Regions from separate parts of the Homo sapiens genome. Here region 2 is linked to region 1. A link is a contact called in ENCODE Hi-C or POLR2A ChIA-PET data. All regions are on one chromosome and are shown on one strand. Each heading gives the region's core, a stretch centred on a gene start or an enhancer-like site at or near the end of the contact. The rest is flanking DNA. Distances are from core to core; before and after follow the strand shown. Region 1 has its middle 68 kb from the start of SDC1. Region 2 has its middle 33 kb from the start of SDC1.

Region 1 (2,889 bases), core at 270-2,769:
TATCCTTCTTGGAAGCCTCATCCATATATTTCTGGTAATAGGCCACCAGGGCTTTGGAGATGGACTGATGGACAGCACAAATCTGGGCCACATGACTACCACCCTTCACATGAACACAAATGTTCACACCAGCAAATCGCTCTTTGCCCAGAGCAGAAGTGGTTCCAGCAGCTTGTATTGTAGCATATGCAGCTCGATCATCTCCAGGTGCCACCCATTCACCTTGATGAGGCCATTGCTGTGTTTGCCGGGCGCCACAGCTGTGGCCCTTTTCTTGCATCCAAAGACCTGCGCATACTGCAGTGGGCCCTTGGACAGCATGGCTACAGGCATACATTAGAGATCCTCACTGCACAGAGCTGCAACCAGAAAAGGAAGAAAATTATTTCAAAAAGGAAATACATTTGTGTGTGTTTGCAATCTTCCATGATACTTTTTTAAATGAGGCAGCGGACACCTGTGTCAGTTGCTGCTGAGAGTTGAATTAAGCGAGGCAAGAGAAATGTACATTTGCATTTTGCAGCATAGAGCCCATCTTGACAAGAGCAGTTTCAGTAGAGTGGTGGAGACAGAAGGGAGCTGGAATGGGCGTGAGTGGCTTAACATGATAATAATAGCTGAACTTATATAAAACTTACTATGTGCCAGACACTGATCTAAGTGCTTTACATATATTAATCTGTGCAACAGCCCTTTGAGATAGGTACAATTATTATCCTATTTTACAGATAAGGAATAGATCTTTAAGTAATTTGTCCAAGATCACACACATTAGGAAATGACAAAACTGGAATTTGAACCCAGACAAAACTGGTTGATCTGGCTCCAGGAAATAGAGGCAACCCTTTTGAGAAATCTTGTTATAAATGGTGTATTAATTAAGATAAGGCCAGATGTTGTAACACATAAACCACCAAAATCTATTTAGCTTGACTAAATAGAAGTTTATTTCTTCTCTTTTAAATTCCAATCAGTGATAGGAGTGGGAGAAGTGAGGATAGAGCTCTGCTCCATACAGTTATTCAGGGATCTAAGCACTTACCTTATGGCCTAGACATCTTCTTCAACACACAGCACCCTTAGTTGCCCTAGGTGTCAACATCAACCTGGCAGAAGAGGAAAGAGAATATGGAGGATCGTGTAGAAGAATTTTATGGGCCATACCTGGAAGTTGCGTACACCACTTCTGCCCACATTCTGTTATCCAGACCTCAGTCACATGTTCTCATGAGTATGCAAAAGGAGCCAGGAAGTGTGGTCCTTGGCTGGGCAGCCACTGCCAGCAGCAGCACTACACTGTGCAAAGAGGCCGTGGATTTTTGGTGGACAGTTGTCTGTCTACCCCATTGAGCAAAGACATAGTGAGAAAGGTATGTGTGAAAGGAGATTTGTTTTTGAATATGGGAAATACTGGAGCATGTTTGTGTACTGACAAGAATGACAGAGTAGGGAGGGGGAATCTAATGATGCAGGAGAGAGAGGATAATTGCAGGAGCAAAGTCCTCAGCAAGGTGATAGCAGGTGAAGGGATTGTCCTTTGAAAGGAGCAGGAGGGAGGCTGAGAGGTTGGCAGGGTGAGGGAAAATTGTTGTTGGCACATATTCAAGGAGGATTGGCGATTTCATCGTGGGAGGCACAGTTGTCCCTGGCTGAGGGCTTCTGGGTTTTTTTGGTTGAAGTGTTAAGAAAGGTCATCAGCTGGATGTGACGTGGGGAGAGGATGTGGGGGATGGGAAGAGCGAGAATGTACGAAATAATCATTTTAGACAGAGAAAAGAAACTTAGTAGAGAAACATTTTAGAATTACCCGGCTGTGTTGCATGACCATTTGAGGTTTGTGGTTATGCATATAAAATGAAAATTACCTCCAGAAGTTGTGTGTGTGTGTGTGTGCTTACATTAATGGTGTCTATCATTCTCTGTGTATTATTTAGCAACTTGCTTTGTGTCTTTCCTGTGTGCTGTACGTTCAGTATTCCACAGAATGGATGCACCAGAGTTTATTCAGCCATTCCCCAGTGATGACAGCTAGGTCATTTCCAGTTCTTTACTAGAAAGCTGCAGCAAGGATTCTTTGCCTGCTGCCTCGTGCACACATGACTGTTTCTCCAGAGGTACACCAAGAAGTAGATTTGCTGGATCATAAGGGAAATAGAAGTTTTAATAGATTCTATCAAATTGCCCTCCAAAGTGACTTTACCAATTGATACTCCCATCAGCAGAATATGAGACTACTGCCCACATCTTCATCTGCCCTACATTCAATCAAACTTACTATTTTGCTTGTCTGGTCGAATAAAAAATGTTTTTTCATTATTTTAATTTACATTTCCTTTATTATCAGGGATATTGCAGCTTCCCATAGATTTTTGGCCATTTGAATCTCTCCTCTTGTGATTTTTCCTTTCATATTCTTTTCCTGTTTTCCTAAGCATTGTTTACTTTTTCATATTGACTTATAGCAGATTTTTACATATTTTGAATGTTGTTTGTATATTGTAATTATTACAATTTTTTTAGTTGGTTGCTAGTTTTCAATTTTGTTGATGGTGTCTTTTTTTTTTTTTAAGAGACAGAGTCTCACTCTGTCACCCAGGCTGGAGTACAGTAGTGCAATCACAGCTTACTGTAGTCTCAAACTCCTGGGCTCAAGTGATCCTCCCGCTTCAGCCTCTCAAGTAGCTGAAACCACACATATGCACCACTACACCTGGCTTTTTTTTTTTGTGGAGACAGGGTCTCACTCTATTGACCAGGCTGGTCTCCAACTCCTGGACTCAAGCAATCCTCCCCTCTCAGCTTCCTAAAGTGCTGGGATTACAGGTGTGAACCACTGCACTGGGTCATGTTGATGGTACTCTTTGATGTCGTTAAATTTATTCATATCTT
Region 2 (2,889 bases), core at 196-2,695, 35 kb after region 1:
AGCGGCACAGACCTGGGTCTGCACGTCTGCTTGGCCACTCAGGAGCTGCATGAAGAATCAGTTTGGATCTCAATTTCCTCATTTGCGAAAAGAGGGTGGGGATTCCAGCCTGTCAGGGATTTTGCGACCATCAGAGTCATAGCCACTATTCATGCAATGCTTGCAAAGTGCCCAAACCAAAATGCTGAAGAGTTTACTCCCATTACTTTATTTAATGCCCCTAGGAGATGAGTTCATTTCACAGATGACAGAGCTGAGGTTCTAAGGAGTTTATGGTCACACAGCCAGTAAAGTGGGGTCTAACCCCAAAGCCCCTGCTCCTGCCACTATATTACTCTGTGTCCCTGAAATCGGAGGGTAGGCATGGATAGAGCCTGGCACATTCTAGGCATATTGGAAATGGTAGTCCTTATTCATAATTAACCAGAATCTTGGTGCCTGACATTTAGTGGCACGCTGCGTTTTCTTAAATCTCTTTCCAAGTCTCATCTGTGCCTGAAGGTGGGCACCGGCCCTCCTGCTTTCCCTATAAGGAAATGGAGGGGTAAGGAGATGCAACAGTTTCACGCAGTCCCTCAGCCAGGGCGGGCAGAGACTGCTGAGCGCCAGCTCTGGGCTCCCGGCCTGGCCTCTGGCTCCTGGGAGAAATTCCCCTTGTCTGGGGTGCAGGCAAGGAGGGAGTTGAACAGACAGGGCTGGGAAGAAGGGCTGCCTGTCAGGCTCGGACGCATAGTGTGTGAGTAGCAAGGCCAGCCCCCTCAAGCTGTCTCCACTTCAGTCTCCACCAGGGGCCACAAAATCATATCCAGCTAGTCCCGAAGATCCAGGCCTGCCGCCTTGAGCAAACCCTTATCCTCTCCAGACCTGTTTCCTCGCCTGTGAAACAGAATAACTCCTGCAGCACCACACAGCTCGAGTTTGTGTGAGAATACGATGAGGGAAGGATGGTGAAGACCCCTGAGCACTGTGGGTGTGAGCGCTCTCTGGGGAGGGGCCGGCCCTGGCTGGTCAGCCTTGTGTGGCACTGTACTGGAGAGGCACATCTGAGGGACAGCTAAGCTCCCCCTGGCGGGCAGGGATTGTGCCCCATTTCATGCACAAAGCATGCTTAAGTTCCCCCTGCGAGAAGCCCTGCTGTGTGTCTGGATTCTTAGGCCTGAAAGGCCTTACCTTTCACATCAAGCGACCAGTCTTTTCTAATGAGTTCAAGTGGTAGCACATCTGATAGGGCAAAACAGCCTCATTTACAAAGAGAAAAATAAATAAAAATGTTATATAGCCTTGAGAATAAGGCCAGACAGTCAGCCCAAGGTCCCTGGAGCAACACATAGAGAAAAAGAGTTGGTAAAAGTCTTTCTTCTTCTGTGGACTCTGTCCGGGCAGCCATGAGCTGGAACTCAGCCCAGCCCTCGTGCCACGGGATATTTTCCACCCTCAGAAGTAGCTGGGCTGGACCCAGAGGGGAGGCCAGGCTGCTCCTGCACTGGGGACCCAGGGGCCCAGTGTGGACCCTCTTCCTTGGCCGTCAGGCTGCAGGGAGCACCTATCAGGAGGATGGGGCTGGAGTCTGCATCCTTGAGGCCCCCCGGCCTGGTTCTCACCAGACCTGGTCACCCTGGCCTGGCAGAATCCTGGGAAGTACGAGAAGTCATCTCATCTGGGGCCACATCTGATGGGTGAGGGGAAGCTGAGGATCAGAAGGAGGCAGCCCTGGTTAACGGATGTCACCCTGGGGCTCCACACCGTCTCAGTCTGTGGCCCTGTCACTGGTCCAACAACAACATCTATCAGGTGCTGAGAGGTGGCAGTAGCCCATGTGCGGCCATGTCATACCTCACCCAGGCTTGCAACAGACACCCTGTGCACTAGTCACGAGGCTGGAAAATGGCAGGACCAGGATTTTGAGCCCAGACATCTGGCTACAGAGTTTTTCTCTGGACCACCATGCCCTCCCACCTCCCCCATGAGTTCTGAAGGGGGACCATGTCTCCTGCTCCCCAATGCCCACTTTCCCTTTAAGGGCTAACACGGGGGTTAAAAGCCCCACAGAGGGAAGCTGTTCGCCCTTAGAGAAGGTATCCCAGCTGATGGCCCAGGCTCTGTCCTCGAAAGGGCTCTGCAGATTTGGGATCGAAGATGCTGCCCTGGACTGGGCTCAGGGCCTCTCGCCTGTAATCCCTATTTGGGAGGCTATTTGGGAGGCTAAGTCAGGATGATTGCTTGAGGCCAGGAGTTTGAGGCCAGCCTGGGCAACATAGACCCTGTCTCTAATTTAAAGAAGAAAGATGCTGCGCCGGAAAGGTCTTTCTGAGGTCCAGATTGCCCACAGGGGGCTCTGAGGCAGCCCAGGGGAACCCCAGCAGGCTTGCCCTGAGGCTCTGAGGGCAGCCAGCCCATCTGCTGCCTCCTGGGTCTGCAGGTCTCAGGACTTTTCAGCCTTAAATCTAGTCCAGACCTAAACTGTCCACGTGGCTGTGCAGGCTTTGCTGAGGTCAAGGAGCAAGCTGGGGGCTGAAATCCTGCTGTCCAGGTGCAAGGCTCACAGGCCTGGGGGACAGGGTGACTTTCTCCTACTGGCCAGAGGTGCTGTCTGCTAACTGAGCTGCACCCCACCCGAATGGGGATTTGCAGAGGCACCATGTGGACTGGGGCTAGGCCTGCCCAAGAAAAGGCCAGACAGTCAGCCCAAGGTCCCTGGAGCTAGTGTCCTCCTGCCCTCTGGCCCTGGGCCTGTTCACCTCTGCAGGTTCTCCAAGGTTACTTCGCAGCCTCAGGCAAACAGACCATGCTTTCTGGATTCTAAATCAAGATTCATAGGTGGACAAAGGAAGTGTTTCGATTTATGAATCTAGAGATAAGGAAATGCTCACAGTTGAAGAGCACTTGCAT

Evidence for each region. Hi-C counts contacts between places; a loop is a spot of excess contacts on that map. ChIA-PET counts read pairs that join two places held with the same protein, here RNA polymerase II (POLR2A). Pooled maps may share reads with other maps.
Region 2: a loop to region 1 is called in a map of IMR-90, with 2.2 times the contacts of the local background. The contact joins two enhancer-like sites. A Hi-C loop is called at or near these places in 8 of 168 maps with a recorded cell type or tissue (Calu3, HepG2, IMR-90 and 5 more), 5 of 37 single-sample maps with no recorded cell type and 5 of 50 pooled maps. POLR2A ChIA-PET finds 5 or more read pairs at or near these places in 3 of 52 experiments (AG04449, GM12878 and MCF 10A).

The regions. Positions count from the first base shown.
Region 1 is chr2:20,155,737-20,158,625 of GRCh38, forward strand. It overlaps the pseudogene RPS16P2. Among named protein-coding and RNA genes, the nearest start is that of SDC1, 68 kb to the right of the region's middle. RefSeq lists a silencer at 1,834-1,923. Within about 2 kb of position 1,520, at least 3 of the 41 ENCODE cell types and tissues checked have a DNase peak (open chromatin) inside an H3K27ac peak, as active enhancers do.
Region 2 is chr2:20,190,451-20,193,339 of GRCh38, forward strand. No RefSeq gene overlaps it. Among named protein-coding and RNA genes, the nearest start is that of SDC1, 33 kb to the right of the region's middle. Within about 2 kb of position 1,446, at least 5 of the 41 ENCODE cell types and tissues checked have a DNase peak (open chromatin) inside an H3K27ac peak, as active enhancers do.